Regions from separate parts of the Homo sapiens genome. Here region 1 is linked to region 2. The links are chromatin contacts, found by Hi-C or POLR2A ChIA-PET in ENCODE. All regions are on one chromosome and are shown on one strand. Each heading gives the region's core, a stretch centred on a gene start or an enhancer-like site at or near the end of the contact. The rest is flanking DNA. Distances are from core to core; before and after follow the strand shown.

Region 1 (5,667 bases), core at 495-2,994, 120 kb before region 2:
AAAGCCAAAAACACTTACTATCTGGCCCATTATAGAAAGACTGCCAACTCCTGGATTACTGGATTGATTCCTACGCAACTGACAATATCCAATTATTTTTAGTCCACAGAAACACCGATTTCATATGATTCCACTTAATATATCGTACTGGCTCCTCACTTGTACTATCTGACCCATTGAGAGCGTTGCCCTCTAAATCTAGTGATTCCAACCATAATAAAGATGTAATTATTTATTGAGCACCTACCATGTTCGAGGTTTATCTCAAACTTTCATCTTCTCTTTTTACAGACGAAGAAACTTGAGGCTCAGAAGGACGCTAGGTATGAACCTAGGAACTCAAACCAGGTCTCCAGACACCACTGCTGCCCTGAACAATTTGACTGACTTGTACTGTGAGCCTCAGGCAGGGCTGGGGGAGAGACAAGGAGCACTTTCAAAAATAAGCACACGCTCTTTCCAGGATTGGGGGAGCTATTCTTAGCAGCCGCCTAAATTACGGTTTCCCCCTATGCTCTGGAAAAGGCAAAGAAAGCAAAAGTAAATTATCTCGGCCTCTGAGTCCCCTCTGTGCAGGCCTAGGGGTGGGAGACACAGGGGGCATCGCTGAGACCCGAGAAGAGGAAGGAGAGAAAGGAACGTCTTTCCAGAAAAGTGAAACTGAAAATCCCTCAGAGTGGCATTTCTCAAACTTGGGGGTGAGGGTGGGAGTTGAGGATTTTCCAACTGTTTTTCTCATTTTGAGAAATGATAAAGAGAATAAAGGTTTCTTTGACTCACTAGGGCACTAAACAAGCAGATGATAGTTCTCCAAGGTCATGGTCAAATATTCATTCATTCATTTATCCATTCATCCACCCACCCACCGAGTAAATGCCATGTATAAAGCAATGTTCTGGGTATCTTAGATGAGCCTGACATCAGATCCTAGGATGTAAGGGAGGCAAGGAGGTGCGGCTCCAGGCCCTGGGACTGTAGGTGGGGAAGAGTGACTTCTGGCTGGAAGGATCTGGAACATTCACCAGAAGAAGTGTCAATGAAGCTGGGCCTCAGAAGAAGAGAGGGCGTCAGCACATGCCAGGGGCTCAGGGGTGTCCAGGAAAGCATTCTCAACAAGTGGCATGCCAGAGTGAGAACCTGGCACAACGACAGCCCAGATGAATGAGAAGCTCTACTAGGGTGGTTCCACTGCACCTCTCAGGGCTCAAAAAGGTGCAGTGGGAACCAAAACTACAGCCAGAAAAAGGAGGGCCTTGAGTGCCAGGGGAAGAAGGAAGAAGCCATTGGAGAGTGTGTGGCTTGCTGTTGATTAGTTCCTTGACTTATGGTAGAGGAGAGAGTTTGTGAGGTCTGAGATTAGAAGAGACATTTCTGGTGGCACTGTATGGGGTGGGAAGACAAGAGGGAGAAGTGGAAGAGTGGAAGAGTTGGGAGGCAAGTCTGTGTGTCTGGGTAGAAGGGAATGAGACCCTGAACCGCCAAGAATAGAGAGGAAGGGGTGGATGCTGGTGGTGCCACGGAGGGGTGCCGGCACGTGAGTGAGAGGATGAGGGGCTGGACACACAGAGCAAGGACCTGGGCTGACTATGAACCTGGGGAGCATGGAGAGCTCTCTGGGCAACAGCTATGAAGTGAAAGAGAAGGAATTTTAGCGCCCATGTCTCTGCTACCCATTAGCGCCGTAAGTCTGGGGCTCCTGGCCAAAGGGAAATCACCCTACACAGGAGAACCCGAGGCCTCGCCCCCTCTGCTTCCAGAAGCCAAGCCCCTCCTCCGGCTCACACAGACGGGGTTGCTGTTACTGAAAGGCGCAGGGAAAGGAGCCTCCAGCTTTCTTCTGTGCTCCACTCCCAGCTCTCCCACCAGAGCAACCCATCGCTGAGGCCTCAGCACCGTTCCACAGCCCAGGACTGGGAGAAGCCCCCACTGGCTACTATTCCTGATCCTCTCTCCCAGGGTCCCAGCACAAAAAGCATTCTGTCACTCTTGAGGGAAGGACCTTGAGGTTCTGTCAGGCCAACTCTGCCCTAGAAACACAGCAGGGCCTGTGCACATGGCCCCACCTGGCCCCCGGGGCTGTGCCTTCTGCAGTACAAGGTGACCTTCCTGCCTTTCTACCAGAAAGGCCCCTGCTCCTGCCTCAGGACCCACAGGCACAGTCCATCTCCTCAGGGAGGGCAGACTGGGATGGGGCAGTAACTAGGGGGTAGGATGGGAGCTGAGCTGGCCCCTGAAAGGCAAATGTGGTTGAAAATGTAGATCCAGGGTGACTCCTTTCCTCCTCCTAAATGTTGTGTGTACAATTTCACCACTTCATTCGTTCTTTCAAACAAATATTTGTTGGGCCCCTAAGTACCATGCTAAGAGCTGTAAAAATGTAAAATAAGCATGAGTTCAGTTTGGTTGGGAAGAGAGACAAATAAATATAATAAAGTGTGGATGTGGGGCAACAGAGCGAGACCCCGTCTCAAAAAAAAAAAAAAAGCGTGGATGTGGTTATGATAAGGGAAGTACAAAGGTTTGAATCTGCGGAATGTCTGCAGAACTGTAGCCCAGCGGGGGTTCTAGTCCACCCTAAACCTTCTGCTCATAAACATGGTTTAGAGGAGGCGTCGTAGAGTAGAATGAGAGCTGGGAATACTCAGAGATGCTACCAAAGATCAAGAACAGAAGTCCAACATAGGGTTATTGATGCCATAGGAGATTGAAAACACCTTGGGCAAGAGAACATAAGTACTTTGGGCCCTGTCTGTAAATGAGCCAGTCAAACTACATATTGTCTAGTAGTTTCTTCTACCCCATCACTAGAATCTGTGTCAGACAGTATATGAGGCGTTAAATGATGCTGTTTGAATTGAATCCTATCCCATGAACTCCCTTTAGTTCATCATTCACTCATTTGCTCATTTATTCATCCAACCACCATTGATTTTTAGCACCTACTGTATGCCCGGCACTGCTCTTGGGGCTGGGTACGTGCAGGTAAACTCATCAGACACAGCTCCTGCCCTTACAGAGCTATAGTCTCCCAAGCTCAGAGTCCCTTTTGTCCTTTGTCTTCAATCCCTAATGCCCCATCCTGTGAATGATTCTCAGCACCTTTTTCTAAAACGCCTTGGATGCATTTGTTTTATTCCCAAATACCAGGCTCCAAACCAGCCCCACGTGATCCCGTGCTGAGACCAGGGCCAACCTCTCTCATTTCCCCCTTTCCTAGCCACCCTGCAAACAGCTCTCTGAATGATGTGCTTCTCGAGTTATTCTGCATTCCTGAGTTCAGCTGAATTGACAGCAGCCTAGGGCCCTGGGTGGATAAGAACAGGGCACTCACAGCCTAGGTCACACTCCAGAAATTTATTAGAGGCAGACGAGATGGCAAAGAGGACTAGGAATGGGAGCTGTGAAACGGAGTTTTCAGGACAAAGCATCGGGAGGGATGTGGATTGAGTGGGGTCCAGGAGGACCCTGAGTCCTTGTGCACTGGACAAGCAAGTATAGGAGATGCTCACTAAAGACAGGAAGAGAGAGGGAGGAGGAGAGAGAAGACATGAATGCATATCTTTGACTCTCTGGGTGAAGCGGTGGGGAGTGGTATGTGTGTGTGGTATGTATTTATGTGTGTATGTGGTATGGTGTATGTTTATGTATGTGTAGGTAGCATATGTGTGGTATGTGTACTTGGTGTATGCGCATGTGTGGTATATGTGTATGTGGTGTGGTACATATATTTGTGGTATGTGTGCGGTGTGTGTGGTGAGTGTGTGGTGTGTGTAGGTAGGGAATGTGTATGTGTGGTGTGTGTATATGTGTATGTTTGTGCATGTGTGATGTGTATGGGATGTGTATGGGATGTGTATGTGTGGTGTATACACGTGGTATCTGTGTGATGTGTGTATAGATGGGGTTTGTGTATGTGTGGTGTGTATGTGCGATATGTGTGTAATGTATGAGCATGTGTGGATGTGTGTGTAGATGGTTTATGTGCATGTCTGGTGTATGTGTATGTGTGTGGTGTGTGTATGTGTGGTGTATATGTGTGTAATGTGTGTGTAGATGGGGTTTGGGTACATGTGGTATGTGTGTATGGTATATATGTGTTGTATATGTATGTGTGGTAAGGGTGTAGTTGATGTATATGTGCATGTGTGGTGTATGTATATGTGTGGGGGGGTGTGTATGTGTGGTGTGTGTAGTGTGTGTGATGGGGTTTGTGTACATGTGGTATGTGTATGGTGTATATGTGTGGTGTGTGTGGTGTATGTATGTGTGGTGGAGGGGTGTAGGTGATGTATGTGTGCATGTATGGTATGCATATATGTGTCCATCTCCAAAAAGCAAACACACATGCTTGTACCGACTTCCAAATCTAAGTAGAAAGAACTCCCAGGCAACTCCCCAAAGTATATGAGCAGAGGAAACAGTAAGATCGCTGGAAATCAGCCCCCGTGCCAATTTCTGATCAGCCCGCTCTTCGTTTATAAAGGAGTTGCCCAAGCATAATATTTAGGAAATGTTACTGTTGAGAAGGCAATGTCTTTTCTTCTTTTTCCCATGAACCACACTATGGCCTGGGAGCACAGACTCATTCAAAGGACGCTTACATCCGCCATAGACCGGAGACTGAGTATCCACACATGCATCTCATTTAATCTTACAACAACCCAGAGAGGTCAGAATTTTTGACCGATGAGGACCCTGAGGTTCAAAACCAGGAGACGATGCCCAAACTAGGGCTCTTCCTGTAACACAGTATCACATTCCAACCCAGCTTCGATTTAGCTCTGGGTGGGGTGTGTGTGTGTGTGTGTGTGTCCAGCAGATGTAACTGGGTTTCCCTTGGGTGTATATTACAATGGGGCATACCTCCCCTCAACCCCCCACCTCTGCTATTTGAAATCAGGGTGGTAGGTTTTAGCTGCATCCCCATTGAGCTTGAAATAGAAAAAGAAAGTTGCTGACAATAATATATTCCAAACTATTCCATGCTCCATGCTTTAAAACATAAATATTTCACACATTTCTAGAAAAGAGAATACTAGTATTTATTAAAAGCTAGGCTAGGCTCAAAATTTTACAACTATTATTTAAGTATGCTAGCATCCTGCAAAAGCAGTAATATGATCTCCATTTTTACATATAAGGAAATTAAGGCTCAGAGAAAATCAGTAACTTGCCCAAGTTAGTAAAGTTGATAAAACATGTGACCTCAGTCTGACTGATTCCAACATTCAGATACAGCCTTCCCACTGCAAGCAGAACACAGCTCGTAAATGGCAGCATCACTGTACACCACACGCATCCCCACAGCCACAGCACCTCCTATGGTGCACTTCCCATCTCTTCCCCATCTCCCCATCCCAGCTCACAGGAAAGAACTCAGTGCTTGCATGACCAAACCCTGTACCTACTCACAGGCAGCAATTGGGCCCCATCGTCTCACCACACACTTAGTCACAGAAAGGTCCAGGCTGTCCCACCTTCAGGATCGGCCTCTTGGGCATGCGAGCTGGGCACACTCAGAAGGGCCCTGCGCTTGGTTTAAAGCTCTGCTATTGCCATCTTGAAACTTTTAATAATTTTTGAACAAGGAGTCCTGCATTTTCATTTTGTGCTGGGCCCGCAAATCATGCAGCTGGCCCTGCCCATCTTCTCCAGCAGCCAGCGCAG
Region 2 (5,512 bases), core at 2,199-4,698:
TCCACCTCCAACCATCAGTGTTAGGATTTCAACCTTGATGCTCGTGAGTGACTTGGTTACTTTCTGGAAAAAACTTTGTGATGACTCCCAAGCCTATATTTCCACCATAACTTACTCCTAAACCTTATCCAGTTACTTCTGAAGTCCCACAAGCAATTGAAATTTAACATGTCCCCAACTCCTTATTTCCTCCTTTTTCCCACTCCCATCTATTTTGCTTGTCCAGGTGAATACCTGCACCCAATCTTGAGTCATCTCTTCCTTGCTAGGTGAAAAAGCCCCAAAGTCTATATAATAAATACCTGGTTCTCTCTTCTTCTCAATTCCTGATATTGCAGCACCTGTTCATACTCAATCTTCTTCTTTTTTTTTTCTTTTCTTATTGTGGTACAGTTTATATACAGTATAATTCACTCTTTTAAGTGTATAGATAGTTCTATGAGTTTTAACAAATGCATATACTTATGTTACCACAACCACAATCTAAATATGCAACAGTTCCATCACCCCCCAAAAAACTCTCCCATGTTCATCTGCAGTCAACCCCTTTTCCTACCCTCAGCACCTGGAAACCACTGATCTGTTTTCTATCCTTACAGTTTTTTTTTTTCTCGAATGTCATATATATATACAGATATAAATATAATTATATATGACATATAATATATAACATATATAACATATTATATATGATATATATAATTAGATATATATTATATATAATTCAATTATATATGGAATTATAAAGTACGCAGTGAGTCTGGTATCTTTCACTCATCATAATAAATGTGAGACTTAACCATGTTGTTGTAGGCATCTGTAATTCATTCCTTTTTACGGCATAGATATATCAGTTTGTTTATCTATTTACCAGCTGAAGAACATTTACTTTGTTTCCAGTTTTTGGCAATTGTGAATAAAGCCACTATACACATTCATGTTTAGGTTTCTATGTGAACATAGTTTTCATTTCATTTGGGTTAATAACTAAGAGTGGGATTGTTGTGTCATATGGTAAGTATGTGTATAACTTTATAAGAAATTACAAAACTATTTTACAAAGTGGCTGGTCCATCTTGTTTTCTCATCAGTGATGTTTGAGAGTTCTAGATGCTCTGCATCCATGTCGGCACTTAGTTTTGTCAGTTTTATTTTCTTATTTTTCGCCATTCTAAGAGATGTGTAGTGGTATCTCATTGTGGTTTTAATTTCATTTCATTAATGATTAATGATATTGAGCATATTTTTCATGTGCTTATTTGCCATCCATAGATCCTCTTTGGTGAAGCGTTTGTTCAAATCTTTGCACCCTCCCTTCACCTTAAACAAATGAATTGTTTGTTTTTCTATTATTAGGTTTTAACAGTTTGTATATATTCTGGATGCAAGTCCTTTATCAAGATACGTGTTTTGCAAAAGTTTTCTCCCAATCTGTAGTTAGTCTTTTTGTTTTCTTAAGTGTCTTTCAGCTGGGTGCAGTGGTTCATGGCTGTAATCCCTGCACTTTGGGAGGCTGAGGTGGGTGGATTGCTTGACCTCAGGAGTTCAAGACCAGCCTGGGCAAGATGATGAAATCCTGTCTCTGCAAAAAATACAAAAATTAGCTGAGTGTGATGGCACATGTCTATAAGCCCAGCTACTTGTGGGGCTGAGGCAGGAGAATCGCTTGAGCCCAGGAGGTTGAGGCTGCAGTGAGCCGTGTTCATGCCACTGCACTCCAGCCTGGGGTACAGAGCAAGACCTTGTCTCAAAAAAGAAAGAAAGAAAAAAGGGTGTCTTTAATAAACTTTTTGTTTTGTAAAAAATAATACAGAGAGAACTCGTATACCCATCTCCCAGTTTTCCCCAGTGGTAATGTTTTGCATAACTATAGTACAATATAAAAATCAGGGAATTGACATTGATACAATCCATCAATCTTATTCAATTTTATGTGACTTTTGCCAGTTTTACATGTGCTTATTTGAACATGTGTGTAATTTGTTCTATGCAATGCTATCACATGTGTAGATTTCTGTGATCACCATCACAGTCAAGATACAGAACAGCCCATCACAAGGATTTCTTTTATAACCATACCCTGCACACCTCCCTGGCAATAGTAATAGAACCATACGGTAGTTAGCTTTCGAGTCTGGCTTCTTTCATGAAACATAATTCCCCGAAAATTCAACCAATTTGTTACGTGTATCAACACTTCCTTCCTTCTTAATTGCTGAATGGTATTCCAGTTATTTTAAACTATCAGCTGAAGAACATCTGGGTTTTTTTTCCAGTTTGGGGCTATTACAAATAAAGGTGCTAAAACTATAAACACACATGCGCAGGTTTTTGTGTGAACACACGTTTTCATTCATCTGAGATAAATGCCCAAGAGTGCAATTGCTGTGTCTTAGAGTAGTTGCACCTTTAGTTTTGTAAGAAACTGTCAAACTATTTTCCAGAGTGGCTGTACCTTTATACAGTGTATGTTTTACATTATACATTCCTACCAGTAAAGTGCAACTGATTCAGTTTCTCCACATCTTTGCTAGCATCTGGTGTTGCCACTTTTTTTTTTTTTTTTTTTTTTTAAGCCATTCTGATAGATGAATAGTGATGCCTCATTGTGGTTTTAACTTATATTTCCCACGTGGATAATAATGTTGACTATCTTTTCATGTGCTAACAGTGTTTGAAGAGCTCATCCTTTCTTGCCGTGACCATTGTGTGGGAAACAGTCCCCTTCATCCAGTTTTATCCTTTTCCAAAACAGAGCTAGCCCCACTTCTAATTCCATCATGGCATAGTTTGTATTCCTTGGTTTTGATTTCCTGTTGAAAATCTGTCTCCTTGTCACTTGAGAGACCTTGTGAAGGAAAAAAAAAATCTGTCTCCTTCTTCAGACTGTGATCTCCAAGTGGGCTGGAGCAGTTCTGCAATCTTGGCTCACTACAGCTTCGACCTCCCGGGCTCAAGCGATCCTCCTGCCTCAACCTCCCGAGTAGCTGGGATACAGGCGCGCCACCACGCTTGGCTAACTTTTGTATTTTTTGTAGAGACGGAGTCTCACTATGCTGCCCAGGCTGGTCTCAAATTCCTGGGCTCTAAGCGATCCTACCACCTCGGCTTCCCAAAAACTGCTGGGATTACAAGCATGAGCCACCACGCCCGGCCCAGTGCTGTATTTTTTTTTAAAGGCAAGGGCATGGAGAATAAAATGGGTGAATGAGCGGGGCGGGGCAAGGCATGGTGGTTGTTCCCCTTTAACCACACGGTCCAGGCCGGGTCCGGCGCTAAACCCAGAGCCCAGACACTCGCTCATGCGCATGCGCAGCGCTCTCCTCTCCACCCCCGCCCTCCCCTCCCTAGCCCCGCCCCGTAGTGGCCTCCTTCCGGTCGCGACCAATTAGAGGGAGGAGGCGGGATCCTGGCTGCCAAGGTGCTCACTGGGTAGTGTCCCTAGCTACTGTTGCTAAGACTGTGGGTCGCCGGAGGTGGTGGGAGTTAGTTTTGGCAGCCCGGGCCTGAGAGAGGTCAAGGGTCATTGCAGAGCCAGGGAGGAGATGGTGAAGCAGACTATCCAGATATTCGCGAGGGTGAAGCCCCCTGTCCGGAAGCACCAACAAGGGGTACGGGCTGGAGCCTCCGGGGCGCCGGCGCGGCGGGGCCTCTTGGGCTGGGGTCGGGCGGCGGCACGCGAAGGGGCTGGGCGGAGGTGAGGGGCTTGCTGGTGGGCGCCGAGGCCGCCCGGAATCCCGCACACACTGACCGAGGAGCCCTGCAGCCGCGAAGACCCCCGCGCACTGCTGTCAGCTACGCGACCGACAGCCAGGCCACTCCTACCTGGCACAGCGCAGACCCGGCAGAGAGCCATTTTTTTTGCACCCAGGCACACGTGTTCACGCGGGGGCAGACTAGTGCATGTTCAGTATGCCTGTATAGTGTGCGCTTCAACTACACATAAGCACTTATTGCACCTTTCTGGGAAACTCACGCAGCACCGCACATGCAGATACACTCAAAGGTACATTTTGGCACTCGGGCAAAACGTGCAAGCAAGAGATGCGTGTTTATGTACCTCTGAAATAATACAAATATAGATAGACACAAATGCACAAAGCATACACATATGTAGTACTTTGCACCCAGTGGGGCCTCAGTAATTAGTTGACTGTTGTTATTCTCCAACATAAACGTGAACCTTTACATATACTCCTTGTATTAATAGATATAGGTAGATGCTTAAGCATCCTGACCCAAAGAATACGCATGTGTACTTCATTCAGAAACAATTAACTAAATATTTACCAGGTGCTTCCTCTAGTGTGCTAAATTCAGAAAGGTATAAAGAAGGTTAAGACATTGCCCTGACTCTGAGCAATGATACTTTGTATGCACCTTTTTTTTTTTTTTTTTTTTTTGAGACGGAGTCTCGCTCTGCCACCCAGACTGAAGTGCAGTGGCGCGATCTCGGCTCACTGCAAGCTCTGCCTCTTGGATTCACGCCATTCTCCTGCCTCAACCTCTCAAGTAGCTGGGACTACAGGTGCCCGCCACCACGCCCGGTTAATTTTTTGTGGTTTTAGAAGAGACCGGGTTTCACCCTGTTAGCTAGGATGGTCTCGATCTCCTCCTGATCTTGTGATCCGCCCGCCTCGGCCTCCCAAAGTGCTGGGATTACAGGCGTGAGCCACCGCGCCCAGCACTTTTTATGCTTCTTAAATATTTCAAAACATCCTCTCTTCTGCCTAGAAGGGAGCATAGTCATTCTTATGTATCTTGAGAAATGGCCACCTGACAGGTGCTTTATCTGCATTATCTCTCATTCTCACAAGAACCCTGCAAGGTTGGTGTCATTTTCCGCATTTTACAGATTAGGAAACTGAGTCTCAGGTTAAATAATGTGACCAAGGCACCCAGCTGGGGAGTGGCATAGCTGTAATTTTTTTTTTCAATTTTAGAACATTTATTTTATTCGTTATTATACTTTAAGTCCTGGGGTGCATGTGCAGAACGTACAGGTTTCTCACGTAGGTATACACGTGCCGTGGTGGTTTGCTGCACCCACCAATCTGTCATCTACATTAGGTATTTCTCCTAATGCTATCCCTCCCGTAGCCTCCCACCCCACGACAGGCCCCAGGGTGTGATGTTCCCCTCCCTGTGTGCATGCGTTCTCATTGTTCAGCTCCCACTTATGAGTGAGAACATGTGGTGTTTGGCTTTCTGTTCTTGTTTTAGTTTGCTGAGAATGATGGTTTCCAGCTTCATCCATGTCCCTGCAAACGACATGAACTCATCCTTTTTTATGGCTGCATAGTATTCCATGGTGTATATATATGTACCACATTTTCTTTAACCAGTCTATCACTGATGGGCATTTAGATTGGTTCTATGTCTTTGCTATTGTGAACAGCAGAGCTGTAATTTTAATTAAGGATTTTTGATTTCAAAGCTATCCCCTTTTCGGAAACCTTTTTTGCCTCTCAAAGTGACAATTTAGGCAAGGGCAATTTGGATCATATTTGTG

Evidence for each region. A loop is a pair of places that touch in the nucleus more often than their neighbours do. ChIA-PET counts read pairs that join two places held with the same protein, here RNA polymerase II (POLR2A). Pooled maps may share reads with other maps.
Region 1: a loop to region 2 is called in a map of ascending aorta, with 2.3 times the contacts of the local background. The contact joins the enhancer-like site here to the promoter of KIF6 in region 2. A Hi-C loop is called at or near these places in 1 of 168 maps with a recorded cell type or tissue (ascending aorta), 1 of 37 single-sample maps with no recorded cell type and 1 of 50 pooled maps. POLR2A ChIA-PET finds 5 or more read pairs at or near these places in 3 of 52 experiments (AG04449, HEK293 and HepG2).

The regions. Positions count from the first base shown.
Region 1 is chr6:39,843,517-39,849,183 of GRCh38, reverse strand. All of the region lies in intron 1 of DAAM2 (dishevelled associated activator of morphogenesis 2), which reads right to left. Among named protein-coding and RNA genes, the nearest start is that of DAAM2-AS1, 51 kb to the left of the region's middle. Within about 2 kb of position 1,744, at least 4 of the 41 ENCODE cell types and tissues checked have a DNase peak (open chromatin) inside an H3K27ac peak, as active enhancers do; they include ascending aorta, where a contact is called at or near this core.
Region 2 is chr6:39,723,344-39,728,855 of GRCh38, reverse strand. It overlaps KIF6 (kinesin family member 6), which reads left to right and starts at 3,448. Exons shown (of 23, transcript NM_145027.6): 1 at 3,448-3,611. The coding sequence starts at 3,546. RefSeq lists silencers at 3,208-3,407, 3,114-3,445, 3,658-3,727.